3 separate regions of the Mus musculus genome follow, and regions 1 and 2 are each linked to region 3. The links are chromatin loops, found by intact Hi-C in ENCODE. Cell type or tissue: heart. All regions are shown on one strand.

The links. Peaks named below come from ENCODE experiments on the same cell type or tissue, not always from the same donor. Only the 100,000 strongest peaks of a DNase experiment are listed, where the experiment ranks them.
Region 1: a loop joins it to region 3, with 3 times the contacts of the local background. A loop is called at or near these places in 6 of 42 quality-filtered maps.
Region 2: it touches region 3 in a loop (4-fold over the local background); 6 of 42 quality-filtered maps call a loop at or near these places.

What each region holds. Positions count from the first base shown.
Region 1 is chr9:59,337,001-59,345,000 of GRCm38, reverse strand. It overlaps Bbs4 (Bardet-Biedl syndrome 4 (human)), which reads left to right. Exons shown (of 16, transcript NM_175325.3): 3 at 862-941; 4 at 2,450-2,513; 5 at 3,803-3,914; 6 at 5,118-5,190. Among named protein-coding and RNA genes, the nearest start is that of Bbs4, 13 kb to the left of the region's middle. In heart, CTCF peaks have their summits at 3,396 (motif pointing left) and 4,823 (motif pointing left); no DNase peak of the experiment used is centred here.
Region 2 is chr9:58,899,796-58,907,795 of GRCm38, reverse strand. It overlaps Neo1 (neogenin), which reads left to right. Exons shown (of 28, transcript NM_001042752.1): 17 at 750-925; 18 at 1,008-1,146; 19 at 3,245-3,352; 20 at 4,688-4,882. Among named protein-coding and RNA genes, the nearest start is that of Hcn4, 81 kb to the right of the region's middle. In heart, a CTCF peak has its summit at 4,422 (motif pointing left); no DNase peak of the experiment used is centred here.
Region 3 is chr9:59,580,057-59,588,056 of GRCm38, reverse strand. It overlaps Celf6 (CUGBP, Elav-like family member 6), which reads right to left. Exons shown (of 12, transcript NM_175235.3): 2 at 5,699-5,781. Among named protein-coding and RNA genes, the nearest start is that of Celf6, 5.7 kb to the right of the region's middle. In heart, a CTCF peak has its summit at 3,075 (motif pointing right); a DNase peak (open chromatin) is centred at 3,066; H3K4me3 peaks cover 609 bases; H3K27ac peaks cover 628 bases; H3K27me3 peaks cover 4,290 bases.

The DNA.
Region 1 (8,000 bases), 240 kb after region 3:
TTAGTTCCCAATTACTGGGATTATGGATATTGCATGCTTGGCTAGTGTGCGGTTTTATAAAAATTCATCCTTGGAAGCCTAGTGAAGACCCGGCCTGTGAAGTGCTACATTTTTGGTCTCAGAGGTGATGTATTGTTGTTGATTTAGAGGAACAAGAATCCTCCATCTGCTAACCTGTGACACTTTAGGAGGACTGACTTCAGGTTGTGACTGTCACTGGGGGATTCTCAAGGGCTTTGGATGGGACGTCCTCCTCCTCATCAGATATTAGAGAAATACCGGAATATTGTTAACAAAAAGACATTAGTTCTGCCATCCATAGGGCTGTTTATTTTAATTGAAATGTTTGTGGTGTTAGGGATTGAGCCTAAGACTATGCACATGCTAGGCAGGTGCTCTTAAGCTAGATCCCCAGCTTCCTCTTTTACTTGTTTCAAAACTTCTTTTTTAATGTATGTGTTGGGGTCTGCTGATCCAGTTTCAATCCCTAGGACCCACATGGTGGAAGGAGAGAACCAGCTTCTTCAAATTGTCCTCTGTGTATGCTATAGTACGTGTACCCACGCATTGTCCTCTGTGTATGCTATAGTACGTGTACCCACGCATTGTCCTCTGTGTATGCTATAGTACGTGTACCCACGCATTGTCCTCTGTGTATGCTATAGTACGTGTACCCACACATGGGGAGCCACAAAGTAAATACAATTAGGAAAACAAGATATTTCCATACATTTCCAAATTCCATGAAGAATTTAATGCACTATTGTAATTGCTTGTGGTTGGTTTAGACATGAGAACTCCGCTAAAGGAGAAAATTTAACACTTACTGTATTGTTTGTTTTGCCAAAATATGCTCTCTAGCTCCAGACTTCCCTATTGTGGAGAAACAGAACTGGCTGATCCATCTCCACTATATCCGGAAGGATTATGAAGCTTGCAAGGTGAGAGACAGGCTGGGCAGACAGACACTGTCAGTGTCTACAGCCCCGTGTGGCAGCTAATAGCTTCCTGCTTTAAACATCAGTATTTTAATCTAAACAATATTTTATCTACCAGCCTTGACTATGATCTTGTCTCTTTGTGTGTTTCTATATAGCAAATAGGAGCAGGTTCCTTCCTGCTTACTGTGGGGATTTTCTCATTGTACTCAAACCCTTTAGTATGACACTCTGTCCTCTCTCCCACCCTCTTATTTGCCTCAGCTCCTCTTCTACCCCTTGCCAACACACAGTTTGAAGCTTTTCATTTTGGGAAGCCTTTCTTAATTCTCTTGGGATGGCTGTAGATGCTGCCTTTTGAGAGTAAGTACCTGGGTCTAGTCTGTCAGAGTAGAGAGCCCATGTGATTTGTTCTCTACTGAGAACCACTAGCGTCTGCCATGGTGCTTGAAACTTTTCTCATGTTTTTCTAGCATGCCTAGTTAGATTTTAACTAGGGGTTGAGAAATTTTTTTTTCTGTTATGGATGAGATAGTAGTTTATTTTAAATTTAATTTTTTGAGATGAGGTTTTCCTCTGTATCTTTGGTCGGCCTTGAACTTGCTAACAGGCCAAACTCACAGAGATCCACCTGCCTTTGCCTTCTGAGTGTTGGGATTAAAGGTGTGTGCCTCCATGTCTGGTCAAGACAGTGGTTTAGACTTTAGGGTTATGTAGTTCTTATCTCCTATTTGTTGGTTGTTGCTGTTGTTGGTTTTTGGTTTTGTTTGTAACAGTTGCATGTAACCTCAGATTCAATAGGTAGTAGAAGTTGACCTTGATTTCTTGGTCCTCTTGTCTCCACCTCCTGAGTGCTGAGATTGTAGGCACATACCACAGTGCATGGCATATAATGCAAAAATACAAAACTTATTCAGAAATTTTAAAGTTTATGTGTGGGTGTTTTGCTTACCTGTTTGTCTCAAGCAAGTATTGCTTGAGGAGGCCAGAAGATGTCATCAGACTCCTTGGGACTTGAGACTGGAGTTACAGAGTTACACAACTGTACTATCTGTATAATTGTGAGTTGCCATCAGGGAGCCGGTAATCACATTTGGGTCCTTTGAAAGAGCAGCAAGTGCTAAAGGTATTTTTTTTTTTCTTTTATAAGACAGGGTTTCTCTGTGTAGTCCTGGTTGTCCTGGAACTAGATCTGTAGACCAGGCTGGCCTCAAACCACAGAGATCCACCTGCCTCTGCTCCTGAGTGCCAGGATTAAAGGCGTGCACCACCATGCCCAACCCTAAAAGTATTTCTAAATGAGGGATGTACATACAGAAATATTCTGAGAGCCCCTAGGTTGCTAACCTTATTCTGAAATAAGTGATCATAAGAGTTGAGATGAAAACAAAACTCCTGATGAAACCACATTGTTAATTGTTGTCTATGTCCTAGGTGTTTTATGTCCCTTGTCTGCCTCTACTGCTGCTTTGGTAACACCTAACCCCTACTCAGCTATTCTTCTCTTTTAGGCTGTGATCAAAGAACAGCTTCAGGAGACTCAGGGGCTATGTGAATATGCTATCTATGTCCAAGGTAAGACATATTGTTTCTTTCCTTACTGGAAAATATATTTAGCCCAAGGTTCTTGGAAAACAAACAAACAAAAAAACCCAAACAACCTAGGGAAGACTTAAATTCAAATAGTGTCTCAGAGAAGTCTTATTTACTATCCTTTGAAATTTGAACATGGGCTGGCGAGATGGCTCAGCGGGTAAGAGCACTGATTGCTCTACCAAAGGTCCTAAGTTCAAATCCCAGCAACCACATGGTGGCTCACAACCACCTGGAATGAGATCTGATGCCCTCTTCTGGTGCGTCTGAAGACAGCTACAGTGTACAATAATAAAGAAATTATTATACAGTGTATAATAATAAATAAATCTTTTAAAAAAAGAAAAAAATAAATTTGAACATAATTCTGTATATGTATTGTGCACACATCTGGAGGCCAGTGCCTGATATTGGGTAAACATGTTTTTTAAATATATTTTAAAATTATTTTGCCAGGCGTGGTGGCGCACGCCTTTAATCCCAACACTCAGGAGGCAGAGGCAGGTGGATTTCTGAGTTCGAGGCCATCATGGTCTATAAAGTGAGTTCCAGGACAGCCAGGACTACATAGAGAAACCCTGTCTGGAAAATACCAACAAAACAAAACAAAACAAAACAAAACAAAAAAACATGTATGTGTGTTTGCCTGGATGTATGTCTGTGTAACATGTACATGCATGGTGCCTGTGGAGGCCAGTAGTGATCATTGGATCCCCAGGAACTAGAATTAAAAGTTGTTGTAAGGGGCTGGAGAGATGGCTCTGTGGTTAAGAGCACTGACTGTTCTTCCAGAGATCCTGAGTTCAATTTCCAGCACCCACATGGTAGCTCACAAACCATATGTAATGGGATCTGGTGCCCTCTTCTGGTGTGTGTAGACAGAGCACTTATATACATAAAATAAAAGGTGGTTGTGAGCCACCATGTGGGTACTAGGAATTGAACCCCAGTCCCCTACAAGAGCAGTAAATGCTCTTCACAAATTGAGCCACCTCTAGCCCTTCAAAATATTATTCTTACAAAGAATTTCTGTGATTTGTAAAAGACCTGTTATCTGAGTATAGATGCTGGAAGCAGAATGGGTAAATCTCAGTTAGCTTACTACGGGCTTCCCCTTAGTAACACTTTGCTTGCTTCTACCCATCTAGTGATGACTGATTGGATTAAAGGCTTTCTCTGATTTTAGCTCTTCTTCCTCCTCCAGTTTTTCTGATGCCAGCCTCTACTTCTAAGAATATGGCTTATTTTCTGTATTTTCTATTATTTGGCAGCACTGATTTTTCGCCTGGAAGGAAATATCCAAGAATCCCTAGAACTCTTTCAGACATGTGCTGTTCTCAGCCCACAGTGTGCTGATAATCTCAAGCAGGTGGCCAGATCTTTGTGAGTACTGGAACAATCACAGAAGACCACATAAAATGCTGTCTTTTGAAGTGATTTTTGGGAAAAAACTTATTGCTATATCAGCCAGATGTTTGCTATGTGGGACAATGAGTAATAAGTATGATGGGCTTCATCTTGAAGAGCATGGATTAATCTGGAAGTCAGCTAGTATTAAGGAACTCCGGACCTTCTAGTTGATGAGAACAGTGTATTATCCCATAACTCTTCTATAATCACATGGGCAAGACATAGCGTGTTGGTTTGATGTTAGGTGGAATATTGACATATAGTAAACGTGAGGTATTTTGAGCACATGGCCTGCGGATCCCTCTGGAAATACTTGTAAAGTCTTCATAAACATTTTCACACCCTAGTGTTCCATGCAGTGCCATCTCCATGTTCCTCCCCACACTGCCTTTCTTACTGGCATCATTTTCATATAGAACTCAGTTCTCTTCAAATTCATGATCAAAAAGAGACCTGGGTTGAGGAGGAAAAGGATCCGCCCTTACTGGGCAAGGTTGGAGATGATGGTGGCTATGCTTCATGGCATATGGTTTGACCTTTTGTTGGTTTTGTCTACTTTTAGTTTTATTTTTTATGTTTTTGGTTTTATTTTGCTTTTTCGAGACAGGGTTTCTCTGTATAGCCCTGGCTGTCCTGGAACTCACTTTGTAGACCAGGCTGGCCTCGAACTCAGAAATCCGCCTGCCTCTGCCTCCCAAGTGCTGGGATTAAAGGTGTGCGCCACCACGCCCGGCTGTCTACTTTTATAAAACAATACAGATAGTAGTTACAGAAGAATGCCACCAACATTGGTGTGTGATGACCTTACTGTCTTAGAACAGCGCTGACACAAGCTCTGCCTCAAGAGCTTCTGCTTTTGGGGCGCAATGGTGCCCCCTGCCGTTCCCATACAACCAGCTCAACTTTTTGAAAAATACTTATACAATTTTTAGCTCTGGAACATGTGTAAAATGTGAATTTGTAGAGTTAATCCTACAGGAGTTTAGGTTAGCTGGGTGTGGCAGTGCACACCATAACCCTAGTACTTGGAGCTGAAGGCATGAGGACCGGTTCCAAGTTATCCTTGGTCACACAGTGCATTGGGGGCTAGTTGGAATTACGTAAGGACCTGCCTCAAAAACAAACCAAAAGTAATGAATTGAGGAAGTAATAATTATAGAAAATTTATCTTCACAGGTTTCTTCTGGGAAAACACAAAGCTGCCACTGAAGTATATAATGAAGCAGCTAAACTTAACCAGAAAGACTGGGTAAGTGAGAAACAGCATTTCTTTCTCAGCAAATAGCTCTTTTTTTATTTTTTATTTTTTTGTTTTTCGAGACAGGGTTTCTCTGTGTAGCCCTGGCTGTCCTGGAACTCACTTTGTAACCAGGCTGGCCTCGAACTCAGAAATCCGCCTGCCTCTGCCTCCCAAGTGCTGGGATTAAAGGCATGTGCCACCACCCCCAGCTCTTTTTTTATTTTAATAAGGTCTCAATTTGTGTAGCACTGGCTGACCTGAAATGCATTATGTAGAGCAGGCTGGCCTCAAACCCAGAGAGATGGGTCTGCCTCAGTGGTACTCAGCCACTGCCTAGGGCTTGGCTAGAGCTCTTAGATGTTCACTGTCTTTGATTCTGTCCTCAGCACGGCATTTCTGCGTAGCTTTGTAGACTTTGGTTTATATTTTGCAGCTGTTAGTGTGGCTGACAGGTTTGTACTGGTGTGATTCCAGCCGTGGTTTCCCATGTCATTTCCAAGAGCTTTAGAGGTCACGTTGGTACATTTGGAGTTCGTAAGCATCAGCAGCAGATGTCTTCATATGTACTTTGCATATTTCCCCTATCTGCTTGGCAGTCAGCAGCTGTTTCTTTTGACTTTCTTTGTGTTATGAAAACTTTAAGTGACTCTTCTGATTATTTTCCCTTCATCATCTTCTCTTTTTTATTAGTGTAAATTAACTGTATAAAACAGTGAGTTTCACTGTGACATTTTCATAGTTTAATCATATTCACCTTCCTTATCTCCCCTATTTTCATCATGCACTTATGTAAATTGGGAATTATGTGTAAGTACAAAACAAAGTCAGACTAAACATTGCCTTTACAAAGAGTTTTTCCCCTCCATGAATCCATATCATGGGTTTTTGCATTCATTTGTGGTCCTAGAGTTTCAGGGCTGAGACTTAATCATGGTTAGTTAAATGGCGCCTGCTGCAGCTCAGAAGTATTAATTCATTGAAAGGAGCTCAAAGAGCAAGGAAGAGCGAGTCCCAAAGGAACCTCTGCTGTATCTCATCAGCCGTAGCCTCTGAAAGGAAGGCTGGAAAGTCCTTGCTAACTGGAGTGGGGCGCTGTAGTGAAGGGAAAGAGGACTGGGTCTCTGGAGGATGGATGAGCAGCTCCTCTCATCCTCTCACTGTCTGCGACACTCATTGTCACTTCCTGTCAGATTCAGCAGCCTTGTGGCTTTTATGAGGGATGGATTTGACTCCACCTTGTTCTGTTTTCCTTTGCATACTTCCTGCGCTGTTAGCTGTTTAAGGCGTATTGGTGCTTTCTTTTCAGGTTTCACCTACTGCAGAGATTCATCAGGGGTGAGTTAGGGACTAGTGTATGTAGAGAGCATTAAAAGGCCAGAAAGGTGGTATTCCCTGATGAAATGGAATATATACAAGTTTTGGAGACAGGCTTGAATTGAAGGCACAGTTCTTGGTAATGTAGACATTATTTCTATTGTGGTTTAAGAAAAAAAATAATTTTAGAATGTGAGAGCTTCATGAGACAAAGACTAGTTTTTAGGGTTGCTTTTTTTCAGGTAGATAATAGTATTATAAGTTTAAAACAACTTTTTCAAAGATTTATTTAATTTATTTTGTGTGTATGAGTGTTCTGGCTACATGTATGTCTGTGTGCCTACATGTGTAAAGTGCTTTTGAGGCTAGAAGAGGATGTTGGATCTCTTGGAAGTGAGGTTACATATGGTTGGTTGTGAGTCACCGTGTGGGTGCTTTGAACTGAACCCAGTGGAAGAGCAGCCAGTGCTCTTAAGTGCTGAGCCATCTCTAGCCTTGATTTTTTTTTTTTTTAAAGATCATGTCTTTGAGAAACATGTACTGAAATACTTATGAGTGAAATGTTATGTTATTTGGATCGGATGCTGTCGGGTGCATGAGTCTGTGACGCTGCGTGTACATAGTCAGGATACACAGCTAAAGAAAGGAGACAAAGCGTCCCAGCACTGGCCCTTCTGTGTCAGGGAAACTAACTTCCCCGAGCTTTGGTTTCCTATAAAACTGGAAAATCTATACCGATGCTGCGAATTTCTTAGAGAATTTAAGTAAGGTATATGACAACAACAGGCATCAAGCCTATCACTGATTGTTTTGTTGTTTGAGGAGGTGTGGAACACATTAAACTAGCTTCTCTGAGCTTTGTGGTCTGTTCCTGAGACAGGGCTGCATCCCTGCCACTCACAGGTGCTTGGCCCTCTTGCCTTCCAGGAACACCCTCCTTACTCCTGGTTTCTTTTCTAAAGCTGCTAATAAAGTCAGTTTATTACAAAGGAATTCCAGAGACTTCACAACACTTAGGCCAGAAGACACATGTCAGTCTTGTAGTAAACTGGAATTAGAAGTTAGCAGCAGCCCAGGTAGTTACTGCGGCCTTTTGATTCATCTTTCTTTTCCACACAGGTCAGAGGTTAGCAAACTGTTTTTGTAAAGGACTACTTAGTATGTAGTTATTGAATGTATTTAGAGAATCTTACAGCTTTCTACACTGCTAGAGGTACTTAGCTCTGTAGTTCTGGTTCTAGTGTAGAAAAGCCATAGGAAGGAACTTTACAAAGAAGACCGAATTTGTCCTCTGCCCTCTGCTATGGATTTCAACAGATTAGTGTCAGAGATACACATTTATGACAGTGGCTCCAGGTGGCACCACTGGTTCCTGAATCACTAGGGAAGGTAGTACTTGTTGTCACTGGCCAGAGCTCCTTCTAATTTCAGATTTTTATAGAAAAGGCCCAGGTATCCAGAAGCAGGGAAACAGGATTTCCTTAACAGTGGAGCTCCCAGCTTGT
Region 2 (8,000 bases), 680 kb after region 3:
ATGCCATTTGAATCTGTAACGATCATGGCATTTACTGTACCTCATGGAGACTTGTTCACTACCTTATTCTGACTCCTAGAGAAAGTACAGCACACACTGCGACATGGTGTCAGTTCACCTCTTAAGGAAGAGGAATCTTTGGATATATTCAGCTATGAGCCATTTCTCTACTGCCTCTGCACTTAAGATATCAGCAAGTCTGAATTGGCTTAGCCATCACACGTCCAATGATGGGCAGTAGTAGTAACTCATGTCCCAAAATCCAGCCATATTTACTAAAAAAAAAAAACAGACTATGAGTTTTATGTTGCTTGTTCAGAAATTATACTCTGGATTTTAAGAGCAGTTTTGGTTTTTTTGTAATCTTTTTTCTGACAGCGGGTCACATTTTCAAGGAATTCGAAAAAATGCAAGCATGTGTATTAACATGATCACTCAATTACCATCTTTCAGTGTCTTTAGAGTATTGTTGACAATATGGTTAAGTACTATTTTGTTTAACATTTTCCTACAATTTTTCCTTTAAAAAAAAAAACACATTAGAAGTGCTCTTCTGAATGAATGAGGGCTATCTATTAACTCTGGATTTTCTTTCTTTTTTTCCATTTTTCATTTTTCATTCCATTATACTCCCCTGCATTCCCTTTTATTTTTGTTTATGTTAAAATGCCACTTCCCTTTCTTAATTACTTTTTACCCAGACACTTCTGAAGTTGATTTATTTGTTATTAATGCTCCATACACTCCAGTGCCAGATCCCACTCCCATGATGCCACCAGTGGGAGTTCAGGCTTCCATTCTGAGTCACGACACCATAAGGATTACCTGGGCAGACAACTCCCTGCCCAAACACCAGAAGATTACAGACTCCCGCTACTACACAGTCCGGTGGAAGACCAACATCCCAGCAAACACGAAGTACAAGGTACTGAACATTTGCCTTGAGAGCAAAAAGCTAATCAGTGGGATTTTCTTGTTTTAAAGTTCTTTGATTCATGCTTTTCCAGAATGCAAATGCAACGACGTTAAGCTATTTGGTTACTGGTTTAAAGCCAAATACGCTCTATGAGTTCTCTGTGATGGTGACCAAAGGCAGAAGGTCAAGCACGTGGAGTATGACAGCTCATGGCGCTACCTTTGAATTAGGTAAGTATAATGCAATCCCATGTCACATGACACTTCTTCTCTTTGTGAAATACGAAAGCCTGTAGAATTCACACTGTTATTGTGGCACATCCTATCACCTGCGTCCACTGGACATGGGCAGTGCACATACTGCTCTCGCTACAGAACCCGGTGGGCAGCCGCATTTCAGTTGTGTTTGCCATTTCAACTACTGTGAATTTTTGGGTCACTTTGCTAAAACAGTAGTAAACAGCAGAATAGTGCAGTGCAAGACAGACTAGGTTTTAGAAATTGCAAGAATTCAATCTCTGGTCAGCCATCTGCCAATTGTTTCATGAGCATGCCAACTAATCCTACTGAATCTCAGTTTCCTCCATCTTGTTTGGGGTGATAGCCCCCCCATTTCTACTTTAGTAGGTTATTATAAGGCAAAATGAGGAACAGATGGAAAAGCATGTGGGTGGGTAGATACAAGATATTATTGTATTAATCCTGCTTACTGGTAAATTGAAATTGAAAACAATGAAGTGACCTGCCCTTGACCCAGCAGTTGCCCAGCTGTGTTGCCTAGTCTGAACAGTTTGCTGGGTAATCCAGGGCTTTCTTGGAAAGCAGCTCTGTAAGATCCTTCGCTGGACTGGCCTTTGCTGTTTGTTAGTACACGTGAGGGAGAAAGCATAACTAAGTAGATGAAGGAAAGAGTAGGCGGCCAACCTTGAGACCCTGTTTCCCCTGCACTTTGCTGGGGTAAGGATATGAGCAGCCTTGAGAATCTATGTATTCTGACCTATTTCTGTGCCTGGTGAAAACCAAACTTCCACATTCTGTGCAAACCAGTTTTGCCCTTCTGCACAGTTGCTTAGAATTTCTCCAGGAAAGGGGATTGGACTGGAGAGTTAGGAATACAGTATAGAAAGGGGCAAATAATTATTAGTTTGCTTTCTTTTCTGTTTATTTTGTTGTTTGTTTGTTTGGCTTCGTGTTGACACGGGGTCTCACTGTGTAGCCCTCGCTGGCCTAACACTCACTGTATAGACGAACATGACATCCAAGTCCGTCCCGCCTGCCTCTGGAGTGTTGGGATTGAAGGCATGTGCCACCACACTCAGTGTTTCCATTTAAGAATATCTTTTTGCTTTACTTTCAGCTTACTGACCAATAAGAGAAAATTTTACTTTCCCTTAGGAGTTCATTTCACTAGGCTCTTCCATTTTATATTAAAACTCGAATGTTTTAGGAAGCAGCGATTTGAAGGAATGCTTGATTTGATCATTTTCCTACTTAGCTATTACATTAGACATTCTCACCTGTAACATAGAAAGCCATTTTCTTTTGTCATCTTTTGTTTGTTTGTTTGTTTTTGGTTTTGGTTTTGTTATTTTCGAGACAGGGTTTCTCTGTATAGCCCTGGCTGTCCTGGAACTCACTCTGTAGACCAGGCTGGCCTGGAACTCAGAAATCCGCCTGCCTCTGCCTCCCAAGTGCTGGGATTAAAGGCATGTGCCACCACCGCCCGGCTTCTTTTGTCATCTTTTCTGCTACATGAACAGCTTTTATTTATATCATTAACATCAGCAGTTGGTAGTATGCTTTCAGTGTGAGCTTAAAATGAAAAATACCAAGTAGTAAATTTCTTCTTAGAGGGAATTGAGCTTTTAAAAGCCATATTTGACTTTAAGAGTCAACTCTGAGCAAGAGAGAAAACTTTAACACTTTAAAATGTCCTACCAAATAAGCCAAATCAATTGAGAGGAAGTAGTCTGGGACAGTTATGTAACTGCTCTCAGTTTTGGTGCCTTGACCTCCCAACAAGGGACAATGGCACTTGCCCGTCTAGGTTGTCATAGCCTTAAGAAAATGCAAACTATAAAATACCAGATGGTAGTGTGTGCTTGGAACCACCTCCCAGTCCACAGGCCCATTCTCTATCCTCATGGTTTTAGTTTTTCTTTGATACTTTGTATAGTCTTCTTTTTATTAGAAATGATTGGTTATACATAGACTTGCATTATTAAAGCTGGGGGCTTTGTCTTTTTTCTATGCATTTGCTGTTCCTTATCAGTGAAAAGAATTGGAAAATTGAATTCTATTAAAATGGATAGTGTTTGTTATTTTGTAGTTCCTACTTCTCCACCTAAGGATGTGACAGTTGTGAGTAAGGAAGGAAAACCTAGAACCATCATAGTGAATTGGCAGCCTCCCTCTGAAGCTAACGGCAAGATTACAGGTAAGACGCCTTAGACTGGGCAAGTTCTGTGTCATCAATAAAGTGGGGATGTGAACCTGGCTGGGTCCTTGTATGGAGTGTAGTGAGTCATGTTGGTCCTTGAAATTGAAGCAAGGGTAGCATGGAATTGTGTGTCTAGCCAGTAGTGTTACTTAACAATATATGGTGGGACAACCTATTTTTCTACTGCAGCTTGATGGGTACGTTTATTTTCCAAAATGCTGTCCACTCCCCAGATGACTTGCTTTGAACTTGTGTGTCCAGTTTTACTGGAAATTATCTAGTCTGTATAGACTGTGCTTTTCTACTTACAAGCCCCACCAAATCCCATTAGGCTTTAAACCACCACTACAGCCCAAGGCCTGTCACTTCACAATTCTGTGCTCTTACTAGTAGAGTTAGAAGCTTGAATTACCCTAGGCCTACCAAAGATCTCAGGATCCCACCCCCACCCCTCGGCCCCCCCTTTGGACTTCAGAGAGAAATTCCCCATAGTAGAATACTGGCAGATGCTTGGAACCTGTGCCCCATTCATTAGAAGTTTGCTAAAGAACCAGTTGCCTTCTGAAATACAAGGAAGATGGCCTAATGACTCAGAAAGTGTATTTTGTCCCTGTAACTTTTTTTTTGTCTGTTTTGGTTTGGTTTTTTTGAGACATACATACATATATATATGTGTGTGTGTGTGTGTGTGTGTGTGTGTGTGTGTGTGTGTGTGTGTTTTATTTATAGTCCTAGCTGTCCTGGAACTCTCTGTGTAGATCAGGCTGGCCTCTAATTCAGAGACCAATCTACCTCTTCCCGCCTAGTGCTGGGCTTAAAAGTGTGCCACCATACCTAGTATGTTCCTGTAACGTTTAAATAAGATGTCCTTTCCCAATAAATCCTAGTCATTTTCTTAGGTTCCTATTTTGCTTCTTCTATAAAAGAAACAAATATAGCTTAACTCAGATTACATTTTGCTTTGTCTTTTAAAACCTTAAATCACAATTTTGTAGTGTAGATCAAGAAGGCTTATGTTTGTAAGGCATCCTGCCTCATTTGTGGGAATTGAGTGCCCCCTGGTGGAAATATCTGGTGACAGCCTCTGTGACCTAACCCACCCTTAGAACTTTGTCAGGTTTTCCAATCTGCCGAGCATTTTCCTCCTGGGAAATGATTTTTATCATAATTGAGCATGGCATACCATTGCAGAGTCCCAGAACTACGTGATTCTAAGTCAGAGCCCTCATGATACTTCATTCAGATACTATATTGTAGACATTTATTGACTTTCAGATTGCAAAAAGAAAAGCAGAAATGGGATCTCTTTTTTCTATTAATTGCTCTGGACAGGTTACATCATCTATTACAGCACGGATGTGAATGCAGAGATACATGACTGGGTTATTGAACCAGTTGTGGGAAACAGACTGACTCACCAGATTCAAGAGTTAACACTTGATACGCCATACTACTTCAAAATCCAGGCCCGGAACTCAAAGGGCATGGGGCCCATGTCTGAAGCTGTACAGTTCAGAACACCTAAAGGTAACTCTCCCCGAGCCAAGGGTTTTACTGTGTTGTCTATAATGGGACTGCAGCATGTGGAGAGCACTGGTAATGGACTTGCCAGCCTCACTGTAAAGACTTCCAAAGAATTCCTCTCCTACCCACTGGCCACCAAATTGGTACTCTCCCAGTCCACCCAGAGGGAAACGTTGGCTGTCTGTATCTGGGCAGAAGAATTACAGTGATCTCTTAGTTTTTATCAGAGAAATCAGATGTGATTCTTTAGGTTTCTACAGAGTTATACTGCACAATATTCTGACAGATGTTTTCTTTCAGCACACACAGTCTCTTAACATAAAAAGTTTAGGGGCTGGTGAGATGGCTCAGTGGGTAAGAGCACCCGACTATTCTTCTGAAGGTCCGAAGTTCAAATCCCAGCAACCACATGGTGGCTCACAACCACCTGAGATCCTGATGCCCTCTTCTGGTGCATCTGAAGACAGCTACAGTGTACTTACATTAAATAAATAAATAAATAAATAAATAAATAAATAAAAGTTTAAATGTCAACTTTTGTGGAGGATGAGGTTAGAAGGAGCCATTTATGTAAAGCTCACGAAAAAAGAATATAAAATAGTAAGCCAGGCAAGCTTAGGCCAATTAAATGGAGTTGGGTACTGAGACTGTGGAGAGGTGAAAACCTGAATTTCTTTTCTATTATCAATTTACTTGGAAGTTTGTGGGAATTGTATTTTTCCTTTAAGACGTCTGTCTGTCCATCTTCAAAGCTGGTGATCCTTGCTCTTGTTTCCTCTTCCCCTGTGCTTGACCTGTCAGCGGACTCCTCTGATAAAATGCCTAATGACCAAGGTAAATGAGGAGATGGCCTCTCATTTTTTCTCTTTTGCAACCTATCATTAGCTTTTTGTTTCATTTTTCCGCCTGAAAATCAGTATCATGTGTTTAAAACCACACATACTTATTGGCCAGAGTAGTGTTGAGTCCATGTTTATAGCCCTTGGGATATCTGAAAAGCTGAGGGAGTCACTTAGAAGCTAACTTACCTGGTGGAAGAAAATTGAGTTGAATAAACTCTAGATTGGCATTAAGTGAAGATCAGGTTATCCTTAGAAGTTAAGATGCTAAAGTTATAAACAGTGATAAGCATTTGAGGCAAATGTGAGCAGTATAGCAATCTTTCATATTTAGTATTTTATTTAAGTGAAAAGTCAGTATCAAAATCAGTAAACACTGTATTTCACTTCTGACATACGTATATAATCTTGTTACATACGTGCTTATCTGTGACCAAGGATGTTAATTTATAGCTCTTTTTATATTTCTTCCTTAAACATTAAGTAAGACTGTTTTTATAAAAGGATAAAAAGCATGTGGCAAGACACTTAGGAAGGACGAGTCTTAATGTCACCTGTCTTGAAATCCTTGACTGGCAGGTTTTTCATTGTGATTGCTCTGGTGGCATGTTAGCTGCCCTTTGTGATTTCTGTCTCTAAGAAACAAGCTAAAGGTAGCTTTCCATATAGAGATAGAACACTAGAAATAAAGTTGATAATTGTTCTCATGGTTTAACAGTAATAATCAGAAATTCAGCTTTTTGGATCTTGGTTAATGTAAGAATCAGAACAGAGTATTGAGTTTCATGGCTTTGGACATGTGCTTGTGTTCAACAAGTCTTTTTTTACATGGGAGGGAACTGTGGGCATAGTGTTTTGAGTGTAGAAGCATGAGATTTCATAAAGCGTTACGCTGAATATGCAGAGAATGTAAATATGCCTTGCTGAATACGCTGAATATGCAGAGAATGTAAATACGCCTTGCTCTTTCATTTGATAACTGTTAAGCAGCACTTTGCTGTTCTAGTATTCAAAATTTTTCACCTGTTGGTATTTAGGGTACATCCTTTGAATTTCTTGGTTATTCTTTAAATGCTAAATAAAATATTGGGAAATGCAGGAATATAAACCAACTAAATCTTGGCAAACAAGGTGAGTTCAGTGGCAGCTTTTTGTTTGTTTGGTTGGTTGGTTGATTTGTTTGTTTGTTTATGTGATGTGTTCTGGAAAGTTTAAATGTAGCTTACGTGATAATCATGAAAATTTAAATATAAAGAACTTAAAATGCTGAGTATCTCTGCCAGTTAGATTTTGCCTGATGTGATAGCATATGAAGAACAACAGGAATCTTGAGGCTTACATAGTGTGTGTCACTTGGGAGATGATAGCCTCAGAAGTAAGAGGATGGAGTAGTTAGTAGGAACAATGGAAAAGGGGTCAGAGACTAAATTAAATCCTAGACTATGCCCTAGAAGTTCTGAAACTATACTGTAGGATCCAAGAACAACTGTTCTTTTCTTGTATAGATTTTTTACTTCTGAGAACATATCAAACATTATAGTTAGCCTCTAGATTTATTCTATTAAATGAAGTACTTATACAACTTTATATTCGGGCTCCCTTTGTTTCTTTTAAAATATGATTCTTTATAAGAGGAAAGAGGAATTAACATTAACTCTGTTTTGCAGAAATAAATGTATTTATACATTTCTAGTCAAGCTTTATTTGTGAAAATATCTCTTATAAGTGTTTACTAGAGCTCCGTGTACTCTGCCTCCATAAAGAGGAAGAGGACATCCCTGAATTTATGATGTTTGTAATAGTTAACATTTATTGATCATTTACTACACACAGAGCAGTATTCAGTGTCTCATGGTCTTAAATTTCCATTTGGTGTTGTAAACAGATGTCCAAGTGACTAATTACATGACTTGCCCCACAGCAAAGCACTGCCATGTAGTGGAGCTGGTGTTCACGGGCAGTCTTGTAAGCACTGCGTGCCATTAACGGTCAGGAGCAGCTTTTACTTTTTATGCTTGCTGGCCTCTTCTCAAGAGCTTGCCACTGCTTTCTGGCTAGTAACTTGGAATTGAGGAATATCTTTATGGAGGAAGAAAGAGAGAAACTGAAAACTAAGAATAAGGATTATAAAACAGAAATAAAATAAAGCCTGGGGTTTCTGCCTCTTTGAGGTCTGCTGCTGGGGAGACCTCACTCATTTGAACCTGTGACTATAGGAGCTCAGATGACAGTGTAAGCAACCAGAAGGAAGGCTTGTGTTTTGTTTGTTTCTGTTGCTCAAT
Region 3 (8,000 bases):
ACTGAGGCCCAGGGAGAGAAACACATTTTTCTAGGACAATAAGAGAGAGAATGAGAGCAAGTAGGAAAGCTCATTTGGTGGGTACTCTGTGGCTCACTCCAGGTCTGCCTAATGGTAAAGTCTGTGATTTTTGCATCCTACTGTGCAACTCCATGATTATTTATTTATTTATGGTTTTGATTTTAAGATAGAGGTTCATTATGTAGACTGTCCTTAGAACTTGCCAATAGCCTAAGCTAGCCTCAAATTCATGATACTCCTCCTGCCTTAGCCTACTGACTGATGGGTGATAGGAATCATCATGCCAGCTAACGTCCACTGTGTGTGCTTGTCCATGTGTGTGTGTGTGTGTGTGTGTGTGAAGGTCAGAGTTGATTTATTTGTATTTTATGTGTATAGGTGTTTTGTCTACGTGTATATTTGTGCATCACGTGTATGCATGGTGTACACAGAGACTGGAAGAGGGCACCAGATCTCTTGGAACTGTGTCACAGATGGTTGTAAACTTCCATGCTGGTGCTGGGAATTGAATCTGGGTACTCTGGAAGAACAGCAGTGCCTTTAACAAGGGCTCCCTCTATTTTTTTTTCAGATCCTGTCTCTTATTGAATCTGGAATTCTCTGATTCAACTAGAACAGCTGACCAGCAAACCAAGGGATTTTCCTGTCACCATGGGATTACAGGAATGGGTCATTGCTGTTGGCTTTGTATGTGGGGTCTTCTGGGGAATCAAACTCATGTCCCCATGTCTGCACAGCAAGTAGCTTACTGACTGAACCACTCTCCGGCACTCAACTCCATTTTTAAGACATGAATGCAAATGAGACACTGAGGTACCAAGACCTTCGTCTTGACAAGGCAAGACGAAGCTATGAGCCAGGCTGGCTGCAGCTCAAGAGGCTGACACAGGAAACAATCCACTAAGATACTGTTTGACCTGGGCCTTATGATCAGAGTAGGTAGAATTAGTGGGAGAGGCAAGGCTGGCAGCGGAGTATTCTAGACACCTAGAGTAGAGACAGGGAGCGTTGAGCCTGAGGGAGCAAGGGCTCCAGCTCCTGAAGGAGAAGCTGCTTGTGAGACAGATGTGAACTTAAATCCTAGTTACATCACTGGAAGCTTCTCTAAGCTCTTTGAGTCTCAGAATCTCCGCTCATAAGAGGGGTGTGAGGGGAAATTATGGTGAAAATTGCAGTAGCCAGATCTTAGTAGGTATACCAGATATGGCAGGTTTTGTTCATCTTTTTGTGTGCCTCTTGTCTTTTTGGCTTTTATAATTTGGGGGAGGGTGTTTTGTTTTCATTTTGTTTTGGTGAAAGGAGGTGAAACTGAAAGGCAGGACGGGGCCAGATCAGGACAGGCTGTTTAAAATGCATGTCACAGATTTTGATTTGGATATATTTCACATGCTAGGAGGATCCAGGAAGGGATTTTAAAAGGAGGAGGGGGTGTGACCCGGTCTGTTTAGTCTTTGAAAGCATCTCATAAGTTGTCATGGTGCAGAGAGAAGATTGGGGTTAAAGAAACAGGAAAGTCAGTGGTGCAGGTGGAAGGTGAGAGAGACTGGGGCCATTGTAGAAGGAAACGGACAGACCCAAAAGATGTTCAGGACAAATGAGCTAACTACAGTTCTCTTGAGGGTGAGGCCGAGGGAAGAGAGGACATGGGGGCTGACTCTCAGGTTTCTGGCTTAGCGGTTGGGAGACTACTGCTTCCCAGACTCTGAGCCTCAGCCCCAGGAGACAGGGATGATTGGGAACGTCTGAGGTTTAGGCATGCTACTCATGCTGGAGGGGAAAGCTGCTCATGAGAGCTACTGGGCAGCCTGGCTTCAAACTTGCCATGGGGGATTCAGGTGAGCCCTGGCCTTGGCTGATCACCTGCTTCCTGAAGAGCTTTCCAAGCCCTCGTCTGTCAGGGCCACGAAGGGGAAATCAGCCTCGGAAAAAGGGGAGAGAAAAGAACAATCTACTCCAGGAAGCAGGGGAAGGAAGCTCAGAGGTAACCGACCTGCACAAGGCCCTGATCTGTTGACCCAGTCGGCAAAAAGGAGGCAAGATCTATTGCACTTCTATGATAGACTTAGAAAACACCCGCCTTAGGGCTATTGGTTGCTCTGGGCTGATTCTGTACTGCACCCAGCAGTACACTGGAAGGGGGTTTATCAGAATTTCTCATCAGTAATGACCGTTGCTGAGGGGTCCGAGGTGCATCATCATTTTCAGCACTCAGTTCTACCACACGTCTAACCCAGCTCACTCTCAGATCCCACGAGCCCCTAGAGTTCATATGCATGTCATGAGCTCATCCCTTCCCTCTCCACGCCTGCATCAACCCAGCTTCAGGGCAGCATGCTTCACCATTCGCCTCTACAGAAGCGAATGTCCTATCTTGCCTCCCCTCTTCAGCCCAGTCTTCACACTGTAGCCAGAGCAATCTTTAAAGCTTCATCTCTAACTCTTCTTAAATCCACCCATAACTGACTGTCAGAACTTGTGTGACCCATTTCCTCTGGCCCCAGCATGCACAGGGCTCTCCACTCACACACAGCCACAGCCATCTTTGCAGGCGCTGGTGGGGAGTGGGGGGGGGGGGAGAGACATCTTCCCGTCTGTTCTCACATTATCCTCAGAATTTCTGAAGTGATCTTTGGCTGAAGTGAGGACATGGACAGGGAGATAGACCAACCTCCTAATCCCAAAAGTGGGGATGAAGTTGGCCTCTTTCTCCTCACGATTCTAGAACTAGGGTGGGGCTCAAAGAAACAGCGTGCAGTAGCGTCATCAGGAAAAGTCTTCAGGACTTGGGAGCCAGGTGGGACAGATAGCTGCAGTTCGAAGCAAGTCCTGAGTAGGGAGCCAAGCTTCAGTGGACGGCAGAGACTGGCAATGTTGGTAAACGGGGGTGGGGGAGGATCTGAGAGGAGATTTTGCTCCAGAACAATCTGTGCTATTTCCCGTGAACACTTGGGGTTTCTTTTTGTGGATTCGCTCAGCTTTTACAGACTTCCCTTCACAGTCCCGCCAGAGTCCAGCAAACTGCACAAAGAAGTCTTATCCCTGTTTCTCCAGCAGGTGGCAGCTATGCCCGGGACTCAGTACCTGCAGAAAGCTAGGCGCCTGCCTGCCTGTTCCACTCTGGCGGTCGCTGCTGCCCCTGGCAAGCGCAGAGGAGAAATTGATGGCATGGATGTTGCCGGGGCTAGCCAACAGTGCCATTGATTTTCATTTAGGAGGATAATTAAATATTAATTTTCACTTTGTTAAGTTGAGAAGGGGGAATAAAGCCAATGTTGGCAGTAACAGAGGAAGCCAAGCCACACTGGAGGTTTGCAGAAGGAAGGATGGTAGAGGGCAGAAGTCCTCAATTGCTATACTCTCCAGAAACTAAGAGCCCGTCTGCTACCAAGTTTTCTCATGAACTAGTGGAGTGATTGAGTGAGTAGACTAACTGGGCTCAGAGACATGAACTTGGGCAGTTCACTTTAAGACTCAGTCTTCTCATCTGTAAGATGGGGGTACCAATAACAATACCTTCTTCACAAAGGATTAAATGACTTGGTACACATAAAACGCCATGAACATTGGAGCTGATGACTGTTGGTTAGAACCATTTTGCTCTTCTCCTTTAGAAATCTTACAAGGTCTCTGGAGCTTTGCCATCCTTTTCTAAGGAGTCCCAATTCTTATAAAGCCCCAGTGGTACTGTCCATTTCTTTGGAAGTCTTTTCTCCCCAAAGCTCATCTTAATTTACTCAGGGCTTTCCCAGTGAAGTCCAAATCTCCAAATCTTGCACCTTTTCCCCCTTCAACCGTAGCCCTCCATAGGATTCTGCCCCACTCTGGCCCAGGCTCTCTTGGACCCTCCCCTGTGGGTCCAACAGCTTCACACCCACCTGTTCCTTCCAGCTCTGAATTTTTTAAAAAGATTTTATTTATTATTTATTATATGTAAGTACACTGTAGCTGTCTTCAGACACTCCAGAAGAGGGAGTCAGATCTCATTACGGATGGTTGTGAGCCACCACGTGGTTGCTGGGATTTGAACTCTGGACCTTCGGAAGAGCAGTCGGGTACTCTTACCTGCTGAGCCATCTCACCAGCCCCAGCTCTGAATTTTTATCGCACAGTTTCCTGCATGGGTGTTCCAGCTTGTCTCAATGCCTGTGCTTGCAGCAGGAACCATTTGCTCCCACGGTTAGGTGAATGATGCTTTCTACGATGGCTCCTACTAACGTTTCTGTTTCATTTACTACTGCTACTACCACTAGCTAACCCAGACCGTGTGCTTACATTTTGCTGTGCTATGTACTTCACACGCCTAAGCTCATCACCCATGAATTCAGTCTTACAGATGAAGAAACACGGGTGTTTTATCTTATTTTTTGAAACAAAGTCTCACTATATAAGCCTGGTTGTCTTGTTACTTGATATATAGACCAGGTTGGACTCAGAGAGCTCTGCCTGCCTTTGCCTCCAAAGTGCTGGCATTAAAGGTGTGTCCAGCAACACTCGGGTTTTAGACTTGCCCAGGATCACAGAGTTGGTGAGTTCATGGAAAGTTCTGATTTGTAAAATAAAGCTGAAATGGGTACCTGGTTCTTATTCTAATTGATCTTGTTCTCGACACCTGGGACTTCTACAGAAAATCAGATCCTTTGTCAGGATCTTAAGGCAACAGTCACATTTACTGGGACTTTCCTTACTACAGTCTGATGAACTAAGATCTTAGTACAACCCACTCCCAACAGAGGAGAAAACTGAAGCTTGAATTGAAGGAATTATAGAAGAGACATAGATGATATTCAGATCTAAGTCTGAAAGACTAAAACCAAGTATCTTTAATTATCATGTTATGATGCCTTCGTGTTAGAATCCCATTAAATTCTTCTTTCCCAGATATACATCTGAGATCTACTTGAACACATCTCATGATATGTTTTGCATCTTTGTGCCTTTATTCTATTCTGGTCTCTTTATAGACCAATGAATTTCTTAAGTCTGGAATAGACATTGTCCCAGACTTTGCCTACTCATGACACCTGAATGTCTCCTAGGAGAAAATGAGGCTGGGAGCCTTGGTTTCCTCTTGGCAACCAATGCTTGACCCTAACTGTCACCATGACACAAATGGTAGGTTCTGATTTTCCTTTGCTTGTGACCATCCATTAATTGAGACCAGATCATAAAATCCCAAGTGCCTATAAAATCAAGAAGTATCTTTTAACTTTAGTTATGTTTATAATATGGAGTGAAGACAATTTAGGTGAGTCAAGGCACCCCAAAAGTATTACAGGAAAAAGTCCACAGGAAAGTCCCATCCAGGAGCACAAGAGTGGAGACAACATGGAGCGACAGACATGCTCACAGGAGTGACAACAATACCCAAAACCACGATTTTAGTCAAAGTGGAAAAATTCTAACCAAATTCCCATTGATGTCTCTTTTAAAAGATAGGTTGAGACACTTGGCCCTGAGCCCCCTCCCCTTTTTGAGCCAGAAGACTGAGTATGGTACAAGGCTTGACTTGCTCAAGGAACACAGACATAAACCCTTTCCTGGGTAGATACCCTTGTTTCTAGCTGCTGGTACCAACCCAGCCCTGTATGGTGATTAGACCTGCGTACAGAGTGGTAGAGCATTGTTTCACGCGTCAGGTGACTCCCACCCATCCCATCCCCAGCCTTGATTGACTTACCCCTGGCAGGGTCTTCTGCTCATGCAGTGCACTCTGGGCCTTGAGGGCAGAGTCCCGGGCGCAGTAGGTGAGGAAGGCACAGCCTGAGGAGGGAGAGCTGAGCTCAGGGACTTTTCTGAAACCTCCTAAACATTCTGCTTCGTAAGATCCAAGCAAGTTAATAAACTTGGGGTCACTATCCTTTCAACATGCACTCTGCCCTGGGAAGTGCTCTGTGATGGAAAGTCTTCACAGGCCTAGGACCTCTGCCCCAAGCTCTGGCTCCCTCTCATTTTCTCCTGGCCTTCTGTCCAAGAAGTATACCCATCTATCCAGTCATGTGCTCATGCAATCCCACAGCACGGCTCCTCTCCCCAGCCCATCCATAAGGGTTAAACCTTCCTAAGCAGCTTCGCCTGCTTCTCTCCAACACCCATCTATTTTAGATAGAGACTTATAGTCTCCAAGGATCAGCCTTGATTCCTTCCCAGTCCAGTTCCAAGTGGCAGGGAAAAAGGGGGAGGAAGATGAAGGATTGAAGGCCAACTACTTCCCAACACTTCCTTTCCTAAGTTTGGAGTTGGGTAAGGCTTGGTTCAGGTTTAAGGGCTTCCTGTAAGTAGGAAATTCCAGAAACTCCCTAATCCTATTTAAGACCTCGGTCTATCACAACAGGGCCTCTTAAAGTGTTGTCTTTGACTCAGCTTGGACTCTTCTACACAATCCTACTTATTGAGGCAGGGATGGAGTCTGGGATGAGATAACAAGTAGGGTCTACTATCTCACTGTGTCAGCTTCAGAATCTGCAGTTTCCTAGAAAACTTTGAAGGAGGTTTCTCTTCCTTTTCAATATTCACTGAGAACACACTCATCCTGAAGATATCCAATACTTACTTATTATGGTTGGGCCTTATGATGGGTTAGAGATGGAGAAGTCTTGGAGATTAGATGTCATGAGGAACACCTGAGTCTGTCTCCAAAGGTTGAGGACTGCCTCCAAGAAGACACTGAGGGCGGGGTTGTAACTCAATGGTAGAATTCTTGCCTAGCATACATAGTGGTCAAGTAATGGTGACGATAAAATAGAAAACATGAATTCTCGAGAACAGGGACAGTGAATCCTTTGAACCAGGTGAGAAGAGGTGTGTGATTGTTTCGTTTGCGGTGAATGAAAACTGAGCCAAAATGTGGTGTGTTCGAGAAACAGCTAGAAGGCTGGATACAGGAGAAGTCTTGAAAGTATGAGCAGAGTGGCTAGTGAGGAATGCAGGCATTGGGTTACATGTAGCCTTAGAGACCGCGAATAAATTTTGTTCTCCTTCCTGAGAGCAATGGAGAAGCCACTAGAGGGTGTTCACTAGGGATGCGAGATGATAAGATCTGTATTTTCAAAACGGACCTCTCAAGTAGAGGAAGGAGAAGGAGCAACAGAAGGCCACATGCCTACGGGAAGCCATTCGGAGCTGGCCCAGTTCTCCACTCAGAGCTGGCTAGGAAAGCAAGTGGGGCCTGTTTTGTTTTGTTTTTCAGTGGTATCTTCTATGGAGCTGCCTCCTGAAGATGGATGGATTGCCTCCTGCTTATTGAGAATTCCTAGACAGTGTCTTATTTTATCAATAGGGCAACTGAAGCCAGAGATTGTGTCAGTCACAGTTTTGGGATCTTTGAACTCCCAGGCTAGGGTTGTTTTCAAAGCACTGTGCTGGTGTCCACAGTACTCGGCCATTGAAATGAAAATGAGTCACTTTAGTGTTCAGACATCATTGGTTGCTGCGAAGAGAGTGGGGATGCTGACTTAGAGGCCCTCTGAGTTACCTCCATATCTCACAAGGCAACATCTGCTTTGGAGAGGCATAGAGTGAATGGAGGACTAAATCACTGACCCCTGGGTTTCACATACATTACTGTTCTGCCACTAAACCATAACATGTCCTCACACTGGAAGGGGAGCTTTAGAAAAAGCTTTGGGGACCAGGTGCTACCAAAAAGAGCCCATGGAGATTGCTTGGGTTAGAGGGTAGAAGGCTGGAAGGATGGAGATACAGGGAAGTATGGCCACAGGGGCAGATGAGTAAGAGGTGAGCAGGAGGGATTAGTGCTAAGTGAGAAAGGAAGACAGAGTGAGGGGACAGTTCAGACATGGAGTGCTTGAGTGAGAACTGCAGTGACTCCACGCACTTGCTTTACTCTACAGATCAACTACAAAGATGAGGTTTATGCTTACCCACTGAACTCACTGTCTAGGAAAAAAATGCCACAAATGACTGGGCATGAAGACAGCCAGTGGGTTAGACTGAATTCTAGGAAGTCTGGATGATGTGGC